2 separate regions of the Homo sapiens genome follow, and region 1 is linked to region 2. Evidence: read pairs that join two places in POLR2A ChIA-PET (ENCODE). Cell type or tissue: GM12878. All regions are shown on one strand. Each heading gives the region's core, and the rest is flanking DNA. Links, peaks and the distances in the headings are about the cores only.

The links. Peaks named below come from ENCODE experiments on the same cell type or tissue, not always from the same donor. Only the 100,000 strongest peaks of a DNase experiment are listed, where the experiment ranks them.
Region 1: POLR2A ChIA-PET joins it to region 2 with 10 read pairs; 4 of 35 experiments call an interaction of 5 or more read pairs at or near these places.

What each region holds. Positions count from the first base shown.
Region 1 is chr1:241,623,739-241,634,047 of GRCh38, reverse strand. The region is part of intron 1 of OPN3 (opsin 3); the gene reads left to right. CHML (CHM like Rab escort protein) reads left to right here. Exons shown (of 2, transcript NM_001381853.1): 2 at 1-5,197. The coding sequence ends at 252. Among named protein-coding and RNA genes, the nearest start is that of CHML, 11 kb to the left of the region's middle. In GM12878, for the core only: a CTCF peak has its summit at 6,362 (motif pointing right); a DNase peak (open chromatin) is centred at 6,367; H3K4me3 peaks cover 781 bases; H3K27ac peaks cover 616 bases.
Region 2 is chr1:241,804,412-241,814,720 of GRCh38, reverse strand. No RefSeq gene overlaps it. Among named protein-coding and RNA genes, the nearest start is that of EXO1, 39 kb to the left of the region's middle. RefSeq lists a cis regulatory region at 7,445-7,800. In GM12878, for the core only: no CTCF peak of the experiment used is centred there; a DNase peak (open chromatin) is centred at 3,510.

The sequences.
Region 1 (10,309 bases), core at 1,498-9,497, 180 kb after region 2:
GTTTATGTCTGCTCTGGGCCTGACTGTGGCCTGGGAAATGAGCATGCTGTCAAGCAAGCTGAAACACTTTTCCAGGAGATCTTTCCAACTGAAGAATTCTGCCCTCCACCTCCAAATCCAGAAGACATTATCTTTGATGGTGATGATAAGCAGCCAGAGGCTCCTGGAACCAATAATGTAGTAATGGCCAAACTAGAATCCTCTGAGGAAAGCAAAAACCTAGAAAGCCCAGAGAAGCACCTTCAAAATTAGAAAAGAGCAATCTCGAAATGCTGTTTTGGACCTCCTTCATGGCATCAGAATTTTCTCATTTAAAGGACAGTTTCCCATATGAGTAATTAGAAGTGGTTATATATGATGAATGCTATGCAGATGTTGTCTTTAACTCTCAGACATTCAGCATTGAATATCTTTGTTAACCTATCAATGAGTGATTTATTGATTATTGAACATTTTGTTTAGAATGGGCTATATGACCCAGAATCTTAAAACAGAGTTAGCTTTATTTTAGTATTGGGTATATATGTAAGGGTTCCATATTAGCAACTCAGCTTAAAGGTAATGTATTTGCTAATGATCTTCAGATTTTATCTTTGTCTACAGAACAATTAGTAATACCCAAGTAATATTTTAATTACTTTTGCAGCTGTTACAGTTGCTGCGGCCTGTTCGAATAGTGAAACATACACAAATGGTAAATTATGTGGATCTTTTGCATATAATATAAATGTATAGACATGGTGGTAGGAATAGCAACTAATACAAATGCCAATATGATAATAAAATACATTTGTCTATAATCGTTTAAAGATTAGCTTTGCATGATCCTTTATGCACTGTGAAGGTCTGAAGTTTATAATACTCACTTGACCCTTGTAACTGATGAGGCAATGATGCCACCACAGTATTCTAATTTACAAAAAGAATTGGAGTTCAATTAGTGGTTGTAAAGCTCATTTTGGGGAGGTTGATTGCAAAGGAAATTTGAAAGATAAGATTTATTCTTATTTAATACTTCAGAAAATTTCTGCAGAGCCCTGCCCTGGCACTTAAAATAGCTTCCAATAAGTAACTTAGACCAAAAGGAAAAATGAAGTGCCCCAGGAGAAGATACTTCAGAAGGGCTGTTCTGAAATTCCTAAGGAGGAATTCTTAGGAATTCCTAAGGAGAAACAGAGTGAGGCCTTTTTAACCTGAGATTACAGATACTTATAAAACCCTCTATAAATAGATTACCCAAGGTTTTTCAGTGAGAATGAAACATACCACCTTGTTGGCTCTACCACTTTAATTAATATCACTATAACATAACTGATAGGAATGAATCAAAGGAGGATTTACCATGCCCTTTCGGTTGTGTCCCACTTAACAAATTGTGAAGTAACAATTTTCTGTAATCTCTCTTGCCTCTTAGCTGTTATCCAGAGTATAGAAACTTTTTTTCTCCCAGAGCCACCCAACGTCATAAAACTGGTAGTACTCTAATGGTGAAAACCTGTGGAGCTGTCAGAAGACATGAACTTGCTTTTCCTCTAGTCCAGTTTCCATTCTTCAGTCAGAGTATGATGATCCCTGTGACAGTTTTTGCTCTGAAATAGTATTTATCATGTGTTTGGTACCTAGTATTATGCTTTCTCATGACAGTTTCTCAACAATCCTGTGAGGCAAATTCGCATGTACCCTCTGTATTAGTGTGTTCTCATGCTGTTGATAAAGACACACCTGAGATGGTAATTTGTAAAGAAAAAGGTTTAATGGACTCACAGTTCCATGTGGCTGGGGAGGCCTCACAATCATGGTGGAAGGTGAAAGGCACGTCTTACATGGCGGTGGACAAGAGAGAATGAGAACTAAGTGAAAAGGGAAACCCTTTTAAAACCATCAGATATCGTGAGACTTATTTACTACCATGAGAACAGTATGGGGGAAACAACTCCATGATTCAGTTATCTCCCACCAGGTTCCTCCCACAACACGTGGGAATTATAGGAGCTACAATTCAAGATGAGATTTGAGTGGGAACACAGCCAAACCATATCACCTTCAAAGAAGAAATAAGAGAATTATTAGTAATTTGCTCAGAATCTGGTATGTGGAAGAGCCAACATGGGGACCCAGCCTTTTGTGATTCTAAAACCTTTGATCTTTCTACTAACATTCACTGTTAGAGAGTGTAGGCGCTGCAGGAGAAAGAGAAAGTGCCCACGAAAATTAGTCTAGCATTGCCGGGGGTAAAAAGCACACACTGGTCCTGCAGCTTATTGAATCAGAGAAATGTGAAGATAAGATGAACTAAACAAACATATTTTAGAGCATGGATCTCGAAGCAGAATTTGGCTAAATTTTAACAAAATGTTCTTCAGTAACACATCTCATGATCTGAAGATTGTGTTACAAAAAATATTATCAGGCCAAAATTTGTTCGGAATACACTAATTTTTGCTCCTCTATATGTGAGGAAAATGAGACTAGACAGATTTAAGTAATTGACAACTTACTTAAAGTAGCAAAGTCATGGATTGTATTGACTTTTAAAAATATAGTAAAAGTCATATTTAAACTTTATCCTAAAGTTTAAATCTAACAGAACAACTGAAATACTTGAAATAGACCTATAAAATAGTAATTAAAATGAGAAATACATAAGATGATAAATAAAATGAAGGTGAAGGTATTCCAGATCTACCGAAAAGATTTTCAGTATCACAGATTATTCATAAGAAATTGAGAAAAGGAACAATCAGAAGTTGCAAAAGATGGTATAGCCGAATATAATGGAAATAGGAAAAATTAGTCGAAAATAAAGGTTGATTTAGAAATGAAGAAAATGAATATATTTCTTAATACAAAATAAGTGGGAAATGAGAAGTTATACCAATAAAAAGCATTTAAAAATTTAGGGGATATTGTAACCCAGTATAATTTTCTGACAGGTTGGACTTTGACCCTAATGGACTTACTGGTGAACTTTTTCAAATGTTTAAATAATGTCTATCCATGTATCATGAAGGACAGTATGCTTCAAATTGTCTTTTGAGGCAGACATGTTCTCAGTACTAAAAGACATTTTTAGAAGGATTTTATTCTCAACAGATGCAAAATGCAAAATAAAATATTGGCAAACAATACAGCAACAAATAATTTACTATCACTCAGGATTATAAGGCTGGTGTTAAGCAGAACAGCCATTAAATCAGCATCAAAAGAACAAATAGTAAAATCCAAAGTATTAATTACAGATAACTTTTCAAAAATTCATCATTCACCCTTGATTTAATTATTTCTCTGGCAATGATTTAATAGACTTCTCGGAGTCTGTTAAGTACTTAAACCAAGAACTACCATTATTCCTACTGGGAAAACATAAACATTTCTCAAGTGGAAAGTAAACAGTGTTGGCACTATTTTTATATATGGTTAAAGAGACCTGTCATTGCAATAAAAGCCAGCATTCACAAAATGAGGAAGATAAGGAAAGTAGCATAAATATTTTCTATTAACATGGCTTTACAACTGCTAAAACTTATAGTATAAAAATGTACTAACAAAGACTAATTCAAGAAGTTGCAGGATACACAATTTTTAAAAATCTCATTTCTACATCTTAGCAGTGACAAACTGCAATTTAAAAAGTGTGTTTGGTTATTAATATATATGAGACTTTTAAAGAAAGTTATATAACTACATAGAGATAAATTAAGAAAGATGCCTAAATAGAAGCAAGTTTAAAGAGCTATATTTTTAAACATGAACAAACTCCCATGGGAGCCATGCCAGTGTAGTGGAAAAGTAGTACATGGGGAGATGGGGAGTTTTTTTGAAAACCAGAATTACAGTTCTCATTTCACTACTTACCAGTTGTATACTCTTGGGAAAGTCACTCCTAGTATCTATTTCACCATCTACAGAAGAGAAATACTTCACAGAATTATTGTGGGGATTAAGTTAGATAATGTGTTTTAAAATATAAAGCTACATCCAAAGAAATGCCAATATGTGACATTAGTATGAAATTTACTACAGTTCCATTTAACATTCCAACTGGTTGCTGTGTGGAATATGGCATAATTGTAATAAATTATTTAGGAAAGCAAGCAAAGATGTAAGTTTTTTTAATTTAGGGGGAAAAAATGGGAGCCTTGCTCTCCAAATCCTTAAAACATGCTATTAAGCAACCTTTCTGAATATTCTGTGGTGCCAAGTAGAAAGTTTAACTGAAATTAATAAGCCAATGGAAAGAAAGAAATATTAATAACTGCTGGTGGAAAGACTAGCTAGATGTCAGTGTGGAAAGATTAGATCCACTTTACATGTGATATTCCAAATGAATTAAAATGTTAAGTATAAAAAGAAAAATACTACAAGTCTCACACCAATAGTGGTATAAAGGAACTTCATGGCAATTGGCAAGGTAGATCAACTAAGAGAAAAAGTTTTAAATGTGTAGTAAATAGGAAAAAGACAAAACAAGATGGAATTTAAAAGAAGCTATTTGCATTACACATGGATGCACTCAGTTTTTGTAAAACTATATGCATATCCATAAGGGTTTGTACTCTTAGGCAAATTTATAAAGCGATCGTGTATAAATGATATAAAAAATCAATTTGAATGGTATTCAAATTTCCTAATATTAAAAATGCAACTTTGACTTAGTTCATGCTATTGTATTAGCAAAACTGTTTTAATTGCATGTGTCCTTATAGCAGCAGCATTGTGTATTAGTAGCCTTTTAAGAGAACTGTGTAGAAGACTATAAAAAGGGCTTTATAACTGATCTTTTGACATACTCACTTTGAGTGGCATATGCCCAGGAAAATATTTAAAAGAAAGAAAAGCTATTTGTACAAAGTTTTCTAGCAGTTCCACTCAGATAACTTTAAGGGGGAAAAAAGCCCAACGATTGGAAATGGTTAAGTAAATTTTGGTGTATTGCTAGTGCTATCACAGAATGTTATATAGCCATTCAATAATATTGATATATGTCAAATTGTATGCAAAAAAGTGAGATTCAAAAATGTTAATAAGAACATAAATTGTGTTTACTGATACATGTGAAAATTTAGGTCTACATTGAAAAGAATCAGAAGATAACATGTAATTCAGTTTAACATTAGGGGTTCTTTATTTTTCTTCTGTTAAATATTGATGTATGCAATAAAAAATAAAAGATTAATTGGTAAAGTGGTTTACTGAACTGGTGAGAAAATTACTGATTTCTTAGAAGTTTCTAAAATTCTATTTTAAATTAAAATATACATTTCTAGGTGTTAAAGTCAAAAAAGATCATCTTCAGATATGTGTGGCAGAAAGTTTTACAAATCTTGGTGGGGAGGAATTCTTGGTCAAGATGGACTTCATAATTTATTTTTTCTTAGTTGATCACCATTAAGGAATAGTAATAGAAATATTAGTAATACATTCTAGGACATCAGCATGAAGACGTCATATACTAATTAAAGTATGCCCCTAAATGCAAACATGTCACTTGGGAATCTTAAAAACCGTGGAGATGAAAGTTGGATTCATAGATGTGACCGAACCTGGTTTGCAGAGAGACCTGTGCGAAGGCCAGATCTTGGGGGACTGAGGATGCGACAGACCCTTTCTTCCAGTCAGCGTGAGAGATCCAAATCAAGGTGATTTAATTTAATAAGCATCCATTGAACACCTACTGTGGGTTATGAATTGGCATTATTCTGGGAAATTAGAGATACAAAAATAAGTGCTCTGTACCTGACAAACATTCTGTTGGAATGTTTTCCTTAAGGTAAGGTACCTTTTACCTTAATGAGCATTTAAAACATTTTTTACCCGTCTCACTCCCCACTGTAACTAGCACTTCCTGTTTCCTGGCAAAAGAAAAAACAAAACAGAAGTCTCTGCCTTGTGCACGGCATCCCTTTTAAAAGGTGCCAAAACTCACTACACAGTTGAAAACAGGTGGCTTAAAGGTTAAAAGCCGAATCGTTTAACACTCTCCGAAGTCTATTTCGGATGACATTCAGTGAGTTAAGTTTTTCACATTAATCAGAAACTTTTTCTTTTGCCTGGGGAAGGAGCCAAGAGGAGCTCTAGGGGATTGGGTCTAGAAGCCCAGGACATCAAGGGCTTAGGGAGAGGAAGTATAAAGAAATTCGATCATAAAGTTTCAATACCAAGAAATTCTGATTAAGATTAATTTTATTTGCCTTCATCTTGATGGATCAAGTGAAAGTCATGCTCCTGTTGCGTAAAGGTGGCTGCTTCCTCTGAAAATTTTCAGATTTTTATTTTAGTATTTTTACCTTCATTATAAAGAGGTATTTGTAGTGTAGTTCATTTCCTTTTAACCAGCAACCAAATGTATTCACATTTCAACAGCAGGGGGCACAGTACTTCCAGCTTTCTGTAAGGCACGAACAGTACAAAAGCTGAGTGATTCACCTGAAAGAATTTGGCTATAACAAAAATATATGACAACAGTTCTGCTCCAGCACTTGTAGGAATACTTTTCTCTTGACAACTACATTTTCTTATGTGATCCTCAGGACAACTGTGTAAGGTAAGAAAGGGCAGGTATTTATACCAGTTTCTTTGTAGATAAAACCTGGAGGAGTTAAGTGACTTGCCTGGACTCTCCTACTTTGTATTGAGACCCATTAATGAGAAATGAAATGCTACTGTTTCGCTTTGCTTGCATCTCAAGAGTGATTTATTACATGTAAGAATATGTAACACATAAAGCACTATTTAAAAAGTGGTGGCTTCTGGAACTTTAGATTGGCTTTTCAACAAATAGCGAAATAATCCTATAAATTACAGTTTTTATAATTATAATAAAATGGGCCAACTCCGATTGAAAGAGAAGGGAGTTAAGTTCACTCCTGAAATCAGAAAAACGATCTCTTTATTCTGATATGTCGAGCTTAAAATCTTTATATATAATACCTTCATTGGTCCCTGCTGATGTCCTATGATTCTTGGCATTTGCTTGTTGCTAAATATATATTTAATTCTAATACACTCTGGACAACTATTTAATATTAAGGCATACACATCAGAGGAATGACTGGATTCAGAGGTGCAGGGTTGACAAAGTGTAGCAGGAAGATGAATACCTGATTATAATTCAGTCAGAATGAGATACATATTTAGGCATTTTATAGTTTAATCCTTGAGGATACTAGTACAGTGTGTTTTATGCCATTTCTTTTTATTATACATCATATAATTAAAGCCCTTGAGTTCTCTATTGCTGCTCATTTGAGACTCTTACTTGTTCCGTATTCATCTCTGACATAAAAGTAAATATTACCCAGTATGGGGAAACTTTATTTTTTATCATTACTATAAGTTAATTTTACTATATTTGTAAGTTAAGTTTACAGTTAAAGCTTGTGTAACCATTGCAGTATTTTACCAGCTTTAAAGGAAAAATTTGGGGGAATGTATGGCTGAGGAGGTGCTTGGAGTCTTGTTTTTAGGCAATTAATAATACAGTTAATTTCCTAAAATGATTTAAGTGAAGTATTATGGAGAAATGAGCTGTACATTGTTCTGTTCTCATTTTATAAATACATAACATTGGTAATGACCCCTGCTGTTGAAACATAAGTACCAACCAGATAGAAAAGTAAAAAGCAAAAGATGAGAATTGCACTGGAAATAGTTTGTCAGGAGATTGTAATCTCCTTTCAAACAAAGACTATGTGTATGGTACCTCTGCATTCCCTGGAATTGCTTACATTTCACAGGTACCCCCCCGCAACGATTTGCTAATTGAAAGACCAGCTAGCAGTTTCCAGTGGCTCTTTTCTTCCATGTCATCCTCTTGCCTTCACACTGTTCTAGGTTCCAACCTGAGGAACAGAGGACCACTAGGACCCATCTCTGGTAAAATATATCGCAATCATAGTCCTGGCTTCTTGTATTATTAGTACAGATCATTAGTTTTAGGGTAAGCCTATATGAGTCAATAAAGCTACTTAAAAATAGTACACATTTAGATATAAGAGGTTCCATCTAAATAATTTTGCTAATTTTCTCCCATTAAGGCAGTGATTTTTAAACCAGAGTGTTTGGCCTTTTATTGGCAAAGTCTGGAGACATTCTGGTTTTCACATCTGGGAATCAGATGCTACTGTCATTCAGTGGGTAGAGGGCTGGGGTGTTGTTCAACATTCTGCAATGCAGGTCAGCTCCCTCATAACAAAGAATTATCCAGCCCCAAATATCGATAAGCGCCAAGTTGAGAAAAACTGCACTAGAGCAAGTGTTGAATATTCATAAGGAGTCTGCTTTCTTCCTCAGGTTTTCTGACCCCTATCAGTGCTTCTTCAACAGGGTCATTGTTGATAGGAACTGCTGTCTTTGCTGCTCCCATATAGATCCCCCAGTTCCCCGCTACCTTCCCTCGCCAATCTTCACAGTGGCTTCCTTCTGGTGGTTTATTATAACACAGATTCCAAAACAAAAGTTTTGAATATGAGAGAATATTTTTCATCCTGCCCCAGTTTGGTATAGGTTTGAAATTTGCAATTTTTGGTATTTTTAAAATAATTTTATCCAGAAATACCGTTCCTCTGCAAAGCAATTATATTAATAGAAATGAGAGGTAATCTTTCTATGCATGGCAACTACCTCAAAATCAATGTAAAAACATTTTAGCATACTGTTTTTGGAAGGGGTGCTATTCACTTGACAGACTATTGGCAAATTAATCAAATTACACATATATAACAATAGTATGGCTTCGGAGAAGCCTATTCAAGACTAAATAAACCATCCATAATTGTACACACATTTGCACTCACTGGTGGTTCACCAAGCAATGAGATAGGCAGCAGCTTGGCATTTTATAGATGGGTGTTAACTATAGAAAATACTTAATTGCAATGGAATGAGTCAGTATGCTTAATGCAGATAAGAACTTTAACTAGACACTGCCAAGTGAAGCATAGGGTTCATTACAATGTAATATTTATTGAGCATGAACCGTGTCCCAGTTTCTGTGCTAGACTCTGGGATACAGAGATGAAATTGTAACTAACACTTAGCACTAACTGGATGCCAATGGTTGCTATATTTATTTTATGTTATCCTCATAAAAACCTAGTTGGGTAGGTATTTTATTATCCCCATTTGCAGATGGGTAAATAGACAATGTGAAGACAAAGAGCTTGACCAAGATCACACAGCTGGTAAGTGGTAGAAGTGGGCTTCAAACCCAGGCAGTTTGATTCCATAACCCCCAAGCTTGGTGCACATGCTATAGTGAGATGTGATGTGGTGCCTTCAGAGGTGTCCAGTGAAGTCCAGGAACACTGGTAACTGCTTCTGTGCCATGAACTGTTCTGATTTCTTCACACGTTTTATCTCAATTTTTAAAGCAGCTCTGTGAGGTAGGTATTAATGTTTCCATATGTAGATGAGAAATAAGGCTCAGTAACTCTCTGAAAGTCAGAATCTGTAAGTACTGGAACGCTCAAGCCATTGGGCCTGACATTGATGCACAATTAACCACCATATTAATCAGGCTGTGATCATTTCTGCAGTATATAAACAGAGTAGTCCTGCTAGGGAAATCTAGGAATGCTTCAAAAAAGAAAAGGTGTTTCTGCTTGGCCCTTATGGTTGAGAAGGATTTCCATGGGCTGATATGAGGAACAACACCCCATGTAGGAAGAATAGCAGAAACAGGCATGGAGGCATTGACACAGTCTGCATGGCTGGAGCATGGAGTGCCTGACCTGGCATCGGGAGGCAGGACAGGTGAAAGAGGGTCCACAGTGTCTGGAGCGTAGAGTGCCTGGCCTGGCGTGGAGAGGCAGGACAGGTGAAAGAGGGTCCACAGTGTCTGGAGCATAGAGTGCCTGGCCTGGCGTGGAGAGGCAGGACAGGTGGAAGAGGGTCCACAGTGTCTGGAGCATAGAGTGCCTGGCCTGGCGTGGGGAGGCAGGACAGGTGGAAGAGGGTCCACAGTGCCTGGAGCATAGAGTGCCTGGCCTGGCATGGAGAGGCAGGACAGGTGGAAGAGGGTCCACAGTGCCTGGAGCATAGAGTGCCTGGCCTGGCGTGGAGAGGCAGGACAGGTGGAAGAGGGTCCAGTGTCTGTAACCTTGAATAGCTTGCTAAGATTTGGGGGCTTTTATTCAGCGGATGAGGTACTGTGGAAAGTTTTTCTTGATAAGACTTATGTTTCAAAGGTTAGCCTGGTGACAGTGGAGAGGAGGCTGGGAAAAAGATGTGGATACTGGAGGCAAGGAGAAAGAATGTGATAAGGCCTGGATAGGGCAGAGCAAAGGGAATGAAAGAGGCAGAGAACAAT
Region 2 (10,309 bases), core at 1,305-9,304:
TGGGGGAAATAGAGGGAGTGTCTTTAAAGGAGGGTTAAAGAAAATGATATTTGGAATTCACGATGGCATTCTATACTGATGTTCTAGAATCTAGAAAGATATGGTACTCTTTGAAATAGATGGGGTAGGGGAAGAAATTGGAAAGGGGTGAGACTTTGATATTTTAAGTGTCTGAAAGCAGATTAACTTTCTCCCTCTTCAGTATCAATCAACAGACAATTTTGATATTTTAATTGAGAAAAATTTAGAAGTTTCATAACCCTTCCTATATTTTTAAAGAGTAGATAAATTGCATGGTTAGGTTTTCAACATAGCAGCCCAAACTCCAGAAAATTCTTATGTAATAACAAATATATCTAAAGGAAACTTACTCCTAGAAACATAATAAAATATTTATTTTGGGGTATTTTCTAATGGTTGCATATTTATTATAGCCCTCCTAAGTGACTTAGTAATAACACATTCTCCTTTATTGATTATATGTCTTTCAAAATAATTCAGGGGGATTGCATTAACAAAGAAGAATTCATTGTGTTATGACAAATGTTATTCATTCCCCAAGTTCTTTTTTTTTTTTTTTTGGCTTATCATATTAGTAATGAAAAGGTTTTGAAATCTTATCCGTTTACTCTGTATGCTTATTTATGTTGAAATATCTGAGTTTATTTTTGAAAACTCTTGAGGTTTTATGAGTCTCATTTTGTAAAGAGACTTCTTATTACTTCTTCAGTGGCAAGTAAACACTTGCCACTGAAATCTTTTTTTTTTTTCGGTTGAGACAGAGTTTCACTCTGTCACCCAGGCTGGAGTGCAATGGTGCGATCTCGGCTCGCTGCAACCTCCGCCTCCCGGGTTCAAGGGATTCTCACGTCCCAGCCTCCCAAGTAGCTGAGATTACAGGGTTATGTATGCCATCACACCTGGATATTTTTGTATTTTCAGTAGAGATGGGGTTTCACCATGTTGGTCAGACTGGTCTGGAACCCCTGACCTCAAGTGATCCGCTCTCCTTGGCCTCCAAAAGTGCTAGGATTACAGGCGTGAGCCACTGCACCCAGCCCTACCACTGAAATTTGGATTTTCAAGTAGACTTTCTTTTATTTTGGTTGTACTTTATAAAAAATGGGTCAGCTTTGAGAGAAGCTGACACAATCATTCATGAAAGGAAGCTTATTCAGACACGATCATTCATGAAAAGAAGCTGGAAACTTAGAATAAAATTTGGAAAAAAAATTGTGGTTTTTGGTGTAGTGGCTGGCATCTGTAATCCCAGCACTTTTGGATTCAGAGGCAGCAGGATTGCTTGAGGCCAAGAGTTCAAGACCAGACTGGGGGCAACACAGTGAGACCTTATCTCTAAAAAAAAAAAAAAAAAGAAGAAATCCAGATAATGTTTAGGGCAGTTAAACTACTCTGTATGATACTATAATGGTGGATACATGTTCTCATACATTGGTGCAAACCCATAGAATGTACAACACCAAGAGTGAACCCTAATGTATGCTGTGGACTCTGGGTGATAATGATGCATCAATATAGGTTCATCAGTCATAACAAATGTACACTCTGGTGGGGGATGTTTATGATAATGGGGGCTATGCATGTGTGGGGGTAGGAGTAAATGGAAAAATCTCTGTACTTCCTCTGCTCTATTTTGCTGTGAACCTATAACTGCTCTGAAAAATAAAGCCTATTAAAATGTGTGTATATATAAATATATACGTACTCATCCATCCATATAAACCTTATCCCCAAAAAACTATGTTAATTTACAAAAGTGCGTGTAATACAAAAGAATATAATAAATTACTTGTGCAATCTGGGCCAGAGGAATATCTGTGCAAGAATGTAAAACATAATCGTGTTCTAAAAGCATTGCTGAGGGGAAGATACGAATTTGGCTCTGCATTTTCTAAGTTTTCAGAGAAAAGAGGAAACAACATCCAGTTATAGTAATTATGGTGTCCACAAGATCAAAGCAGATTAGTTCTCTAGACAAAGCACAACATTTCTTAACCCTGAGACCCAAGGGAGGATTCTTGAGTTTTTGTGAAGACTCTGAGTTGGCCAGGTGGGGTGGCTCGTGTCTGTAATCCCAGCACTTTGGGAGGCCGAGGCAGCAGGGTCACTTGAGGACAGGCGTTTGAGACCACCCTCAGCAACAAAGTGAGATTCTGCTTCTACAAAATAAAAAAATTACCCAGGCATGGTAGCCCGTCCCCTTAGTCCCAGGCTTGGGAGCAGAGGCAGAAGGATTGTTTGAGCCCAGCAGGCTGCAGTAAGCTATGATGGTGCCACTGCACCCCAGGCTGAGCAACAAAGTGAGACCTTGTTTCAAAAAATAATAATAATAATTTTTAAAAAGACTGAGTGATCTAGGGATGGTGTAATCACCATTGTATCCCTGTATTAAGTAAAACAGCAGGTTCTGTTTGGCTGTTTATTACAATGTCCTTCAATTTAGGTTCAACAAAGCTGAAGTAAAATTTAGTAAATGTAGTTCAATGAGTTACCAAAATAAGATAATCCGAGTATTCAGCTTTCAAACAGAATAATATGATTCAAGAGACAAACCACACTGAATTGCCTTTCCCATATGTTGAATTGTTCTATTAAGGAATGAAATGAGAAAAATTGTTATAATAGAAAGCTACAAAGAAGAATAACATAAGAAATAGCCTCCTGTATGCTGTACAAAATTATAGCTTTGTTTCGTCCTTCTGTCACTGTAATAATAAATACCTCCCTGAAAGAAAGCAAAAGCCATTGAGAAGATAATGAATAAGGATGTTCTCCATAATATGGAGCTCACCACAGGCATCAAACTCCAAAGACCCAATATTGTACTTTTTTTCTATGTGTTATTTAACACTTGGTAATCAATTTGGCTGCTGATAACATAGCTTTTGAAGAGGTGACTGGTAGGCATATTCAGTTTTTGGTTAGCCTAGGAAAGGGGGAACAGGCAGGGGAGCTGAAGAGGCTGGGAGTTCTATAGCCCTCATTACAGGTGGTGGATGTGTTGCTGAGTTAAAAGACTGTCTACCGGGCGTGGTGGCTCATGCCTGTAATCCCAGTGCTTTGGTTGGCTGAGGCAGGTGGATCACCTGAGGTCAGGAGTTCAAGACCAGCCTGGCCAACATGGTGAAACCCCGTCTCCACTAAAAATACAAAAAATTAGCTGGGCATGGTGGTAGGCGCCTGTAATCCCAGCTACTCGGGAGGCTGAGGCAGGAGAATCACTTGAACCTGGGAGGTGGAGGTTGCAGTGAGCCAAGATCACACCATTTGCACTCCAGCCTGGGCAAAAAGGGTGAAACTCTGTCTCAAAAACAACGACAACAAAAAAAAGATGGTCATTAGTAACTCAGATTGTCTCTCTGTTCTTCCCTCTCCACTGCCTTTACTCACCACAAAAATACAGTGTAAATGGCTAACTAGTGACACACAAATAATTTCATTTCCCGTTTCTTCAACCGTAATGCAATGGTTATAGGACAAAAGTCATGCGACAGGACAGCTCTAAATGAGCAGCCACACCATACCACATACAAGAAAAAAACACATGAGATCAGTACATCACTTTGTGGTTTTTAAGACACTGAGGTAAACAGGGTGGGTGACACTCCTATTTCCAGATAAGAAAACTGAGGATCAGGAAGTTTAAGTAACTTCTCTGCTGTCACACAGCTTGCGAGTCAGAACAGGCTGGACAATGAACAGTGATGTCCTAATTCCAGGCCTGGTGATGTTCCCGCTACATCACGTATATCTAGCTGCCATTCTGCTGATAATTACAGGTGCCTACTCTATGCAGGCACTGTTCTAGACCTTGGAGACATAGCGCATGACCTAACTAGAGTTCCTACTCTCAGAGAGCTTGTCTTCTAGGGAGGAGTAACAGATAAGAAGAAAAATAAGTAAATGATGTTATGGACTGGTGCTAAGTACTATAAAGGACAAGTAAGAAGGACGGAAAGCTTATGGGTGCATGTGAAGAGGCAGGTGTGGAAGGTGCCGTTTCAAATAGAGATGGTCACATAAGGATTCTCTTATAAGGTGACATTTGAACAGAGATCTGAAGGAAGTGGAGAAGTGCCCTGGGGGAAAATGTTCTTGTTTTATACCAGATATGCCGGCCAAAGTATATAACTTGTCTTTTCTGATACCTGGCTTACATTGAAAGTACATGCTTTGTCCTATATAGTTTAGACTTTTTTTTGTCTCATGTAAAAATTATCATTGGTGATTATTATCAATTGGTAATTATTATGAACTGTTGCCAGCTTGGTGGGAGTAAAATCTGGTAGACTAAATCTAATTATGTCATCCTAAAATATAATAAGATATGGCAGAAAATATTGAGGCCACACACAGACAGGTGGGTGGGCTTGGCCTCAAAATTGGGCTGAATTAAATAGCAGATGGGGTTTCAGGATATTATAGAATAAAGATAGCCAGGGTTTTATGGCCAATATTGAATCCGCTGCTAGATTTAATTCAGTAACTCAATTTCATCAGATTTCTAAAAGTATACAATTTCCCTGCTTTCAAAAGGTTTATAATGTAGTTTCGCTGAAAACAAAAGAACAAAGCAAAGCACTCAAACATATAAATAAATTAAATAACACAAGGTGTATAGCCAAGGTTCATTGTCCAGCCTGTTCCAACTCACAAGCTGTGTGACAGCAGATAAATTACTTAATCTTCACTGGGAACTAGGAGACTCTTGGCCGCTCTGTTCAAGCACTCAGGGTCTGGTTAATATTTATTCCTTATTTCGCCCCAGTATTAAAAAATAATATCCCTTATTCTGTAGTCTTGAATTTCTCTGTTACACAGAGGTACCCAGTGATGACATGCACCTCCTTTGGTCTTAAAATATTTGACCCTCTCCTTCACCCTCCTAGTTCAGTACTTCTTAACCCTGGCAGTAAGTGAGGAGCCCTCACCTGGAGAGATTAAAACAGTAACAACAAAAATGATGCCTATACCTCTTCCCTGAGATTGAAATGTAACTCTAATCCCCGGCCCCCATTAGTTTTTTCCTGCTGCTATAAAAAATAACACAATCTTAATGGCTTAATAAAACATGAACTTATTATCCTAGAATTCTCGAGGCCAGAAGTCTGAAATGATTGTCCTGGGGCTAAACTCAGGGTATGGGCAGGACCACGTTCCTGCTGGAGGCTCCAGGGAGAATCTGTTTTCTTGCTTCTCCAGCTTTAGAGGGAGCCCACATTCCTGTGTGGTTTCTCCTAGCTTCAAAGCACCTCACTCCAACCCTTCCTTCTGTCACCAAATCTCTATTGATTGACTTTAACTCTCTCCTCCTTCTCAACACTTTTGGGATTACCTTGGGCTCACCTGACTAATCCAGGATAATCTCCCCACCTCAAAATGCTTAATTTAATCAATCTGCAAAGCCCCCTTTTCCGTGTGAGGTAAATGCACAGATTCTGGGGATTAGATGTAGACATATTTGGGAGAAATTATTCTGTACATCCCCTCACCCCCCCTCCCCCCAACACACAGGAAGTGTGATTTTGTGAAATTTCTCCTTGTGATTCCAGTGTTCAGCTATTTGAGAATCATTGCCTTCGTTGATATGCAGCATCTATACAATTTTTATGTTTTTCTTATCTATTGATGCGAGAGGACATAATACTAACAACAACATTAAGAATAATGATAATGGCAAGCACTTGACTACTGCTTCCTATGGGTAGGACATCTAGCATTTTTAATATATTAACTCATTTAATCTTCACAACAACTATGTGTATTAAGTACCACTCAAATGCCAAGAGGAATGAAATGTCACATGACATTTTTTGCCTGGCCCCAAACCAGTCCAGTTTAGGACATCACCAAGTAACTCTTTAGCAGCCTTCATCCTTCTCTCATAGCTCATTATTTAGAAATGAAACACAAAATTAATAGGAGAAACTAGTGTATTTTTTTAAAGGCACAACATGCAGTAATTCTAAACATCAGGTCATGAGAGCAGTTTTGTTCTATTTTTAATGCTTGTAACATGTAGTTTTGAGTTTTTTTTTTAACTTTCATTGGTAAATATAGCATAGCTACAGATAATTGAACAAAACACAGATGTAAAGCTTTATTTATCATCACCAAGGGAACATCACTGTAGCCATCAGCAAGTCAAGAAACAGAATGTTCCCAGTGGCCAGGAGGCCTCTTCCATGCCCCTTGTTTACCAATCAGTTTCCGTCAGAGGAAACAGTGAGGGCTGCTACAGAATGTGGGATTTCTTATGAGGGTTTCACCTTACACAATCGTGGTGGCTTGGTGAACAGTTTATATACAGCTGTTGCTTCTGGGTCTTATGCTGGCTCTGAAATGAGCAGGGCAGGCAATCTGGCCCAGAAGTTGGAAAAGCTGAAGAAGAAGGTCTTGGGTAGTTGTAAGAGCAGAGATTGCCTCATTCCCAAGTGATTCAGGAAATTGGGGACAACATCCACTAAATGCAACAGTACTTTGCACCTGCCTTTTGTGCACAAAAACACATGGCTGCTATTTCACTTCTGCCTTCTGTATTATACCGAGGTTCAGGTAGCCTATGCTAACTTAGAATTGCATGGAAGAAAATTCTGGATAAAATAGTTAGTTACAGCTAAGCTAAGTGGACACAGTACAAATCTACCATACCGCCTCCCAATAGCTACATTTTCCTTCTGCTGAAAAGATAACCACTATCCCAATTCTTATTTATTATTATATTTTTTGAGACAGAGTTTCAGTCTTGTCGCCCAGGCTGGAGTGCGGTGGTGCAATCTCGGCTCTCTGCAACCTCCGCCTCCCAGGTTCAGGCGATTCTCCTGCCTCAGCCTCCTGAGTAGCTGGGATTACAGGCACCTGACACCACGTCTGGCTAATTTTTGTGTTTTTAGTAGAGATGGGGTTTCACCACGTTGGCCAGGCTGGCCTCGAACTCCTGACCTCAGGTGATCCACCCACCTCAGCCTCCCAAAGTGCTGGGATTACAGGCATGAGCCACCATGCCCAGCCTTATCGCAATTCTTATGGAAACCACTTCCTTGTGGTTTCTTCCATCTCTTTCTTTCTTTCTTTCTTTTCTTTCTTTTCTTTTCTTTCTTTCTTTTTCTTTCTTTCTTTGTTTCTCTCTCTCTCTCCACCTCCCTCTCTCTCTCTTTCTTTCTCTCTCTCTCCCCCTCCCTCCCTCTCTCTTTCTCTCTCTCTCTTTCTCTTTCTTTCTTTCTTTTCTTTCTTATATAATGCGTAATTATTTATTCCTAAACACTTTAGTTTAGTTTTCTATTTTTTAAAAAATTTAAGTGGAATCCCTTAGTTTGGGATAATTTTTGTCTGGCTTCTGTTCAACACTGTATTTTTGAGATTCACCCATGTTTTATGCATAATTAATTTATTCATTTTTATTGTATTCTGTTATATGAATATACCAAGAGTTATTTAGCCATTCCACCACTGGTGGACATTGAGATTGTTTCCAGTTCTGAGCTGTTGTGAATAATGTGGCTAGAAACATTCTCTTACATGTCTCTTCGTATACATGTGCACATATTTCTGTTAGATATACACCAAGGAGTGGAACTGCTGAGTCACAGAATGTTTGTTTGTCAATGTTAGTAGATAATATCAAAGTGTTTCCCAAAATGACTCAACCAATTTACACGTCCACCAGAGGTCCACAAGAATTGCTGTTGTTGCACATCCTTGCTGACATTTGGTATTGTTGGTCCTTTTAATTTAAGTAATTCTGAGGGTTTTCTAGTGGTATAGTGTGTGTGTGTGTGTGTGTGTGTGTGTGTGTGTGTAATTTTTTTAACAGATTTTATTTTTTAGAACAATTTTAGTGCATAGCCTTTCCCAATATCAGCATCTCCTACCAGAGTGATATATTTGTTACAAGTGATGAACCTACACTGACACGTCTTTATTATCCAAAGTCCATAGTCTCTATGTTTAGGTTCACACTTGGTGTTGTACATTCTGAATTTGGACATGTATGAAATATATGTATTCACCATTGTAGTGTGATGTGGAGTAGTTTCACTGCCCTAAAAATCTGTGCTTCACCTATTCATCACTCCCTCACTCCCTAACTTCTGGCTACCATTGATCTTTTGACTGTTTCCATACCTTTTGCCTTTTCCAGAATGCCATATAGTTGGAATCATACAGTATGCAGCCTTTTCAGAGTGGCTTCTTTCACTTACTTATGTGCATTTACATTTCCTCCCATCTTTTTATGGCTTGATAGTTCATTTCTTTTTAGTGAAGAGTAATATTTCATTGTCTGGTTGTACTAGTTTATCTATTCACCTACTGAAGGACATTTTTGTTGCTTCCAAATTATGGCAGTTATGGATAAAGCTGCTATAAACATCAGCATGCAGGTTTTTGTGTGGACATAAGTTTTCAGCTCTTTTGGGTAAATAACAAGAAGTGTAATTGCTGTATCATATGGTAAGAGTATGTTTAGTTTTATTTAAAAAACTGCCAAGCTGTCTTCCAAAGTGGTTGTGCCATTTTGCATTCCCAGCAGCAATGAATGAGAGTTCTTGTTGCTTCACATCCCCACCAGCATTTGGTGGTATCCTCGTTCTGGATTTTGGTCCTTCTAATACATGTATAGTGGTTTCTCATTGTTTTAATTAGTATTTCATTGATGACATAGGATGTTGAGCATCTTTTCATATGCTTGTTTGCCAACTGTATATCTTCCTTGATGAGATGTCTGTTAAAGTCTTTGGCTCATTTTAAAATTGAGTTGTTTGTGTTCTTACTGTTGGGTTTTTTGTTTGTTTGTTTGCTTTGAAACAGAGTCACACTCTGTCATCCAGGCTGGAGTGCAGTGGTGCGATCTCAGCTCACTGCCACTGTAATTTTCACCTCCTACGTTCAAGTGATTCTCCTGCCTCAGCCTCCCAAGTAGCTGGGACTACAGGGACGCTCCACCATGCCCCGCTAATTTTTGTATTTTTAGTAGAGACGGGGTTTCACCATGTTGGCCAGGCTGGATTCGAATGCCTGACCTCAGGCAATCTGCCCAGCTTGGCCTCCCAAAGTGCTGAGATTACAGGTGTGAGCCACCACGCCTGGCCTACTGTCGAATTTTATTATTTATGTTTATTTATTTTGAGGCAGAGTCTTGCTCGGTTGCCCAGGCTGGAGTGTAGCGGTGCAATCTTGGCTCACTGTCACTGCAACCTCTGTCTTCCAGGTTCAAGCAGTTCTCCTGCCTCAGCCTCCCGAGTAGCTGGGACTACAGGCATGTGTCACCATGACTGATAATTTTTGTATTTTTAGTAGAGATGGGGTCACCATGTTGGCCAGGCTGGTCTGGAACTTCTGGCCTTAAGTGATCCACCCATCTTGGCCTCCTAAAGTGCTGGGATTACAGGCCTGAGCCACCATGCCTGGCACTGTAGAGTTTTAATAGTTCTTCTTATATATTAGATAACAGTTCTTTATCAGATGTGTCTTTTGCAAACATTTTCTCCCAGTCTTTGTCTTGTCTTTTCATTCTCTTGACAGTGTCTCTTACAGAGCAGATAATTTTAATCTTAATGAAGTGCAGTTTACAAAGCCAGGCATGGTGGCTTATGCCTATAATCTTAGCATTTTGGAAGGCTGAGGTGGACGGATTGCCTGAGCTCAGGAGTTTGAGACCAGCCTGGGCAACATGGCGAAACCCTGTCTCTACTAAAATGCAAACAAGTAGCAGGGTGTGGTGGCATGTGCCTGTAGTCCCAGCTACTTAGGAGGCTGAGGCACGAGAATTGCTTGAACCTAGGAAGTGGAGGTTGCAGTGAGCAGAGATTGTGCAATTGCACTCCAGCCAGGCGACACAGCAAGACTCTGTCTCCAAAAAAAAAAAAAAAAAAAAAGAGAGAGAGAGGCTCTATTTATGAGGTGAACTTTATCAATTCCTTATTTCATAGATTGTGTCTTTGGTGTTGTATCTAAAACATCATTACCAAATTGAAGGAAATTTAAAATTTCTCCTATGTTACCTTCTAGGAGTTTTACAGTTTTACATCATACATTTAGGCTTATAATCCATTTTGAGCTAATTTTTGGGAAGGATGTAAGGTTGCTTCTGAATTCATTTTTTGCACGTGGATGTCCAGTTGTTCCAGCAGCATGTGTGGAAGTGTATCTTTTTCTCCATTGTGTTATCTTTGCTCCTTTGTCAAAGATCAGTTGACTGTATTTATGTGGGTCTGGTGCTGGGCTCTCTATTCTGTCCCATTGATCTATTTCTTATGTCTGTTGCCAGTACCACACTGTCTTGATCACG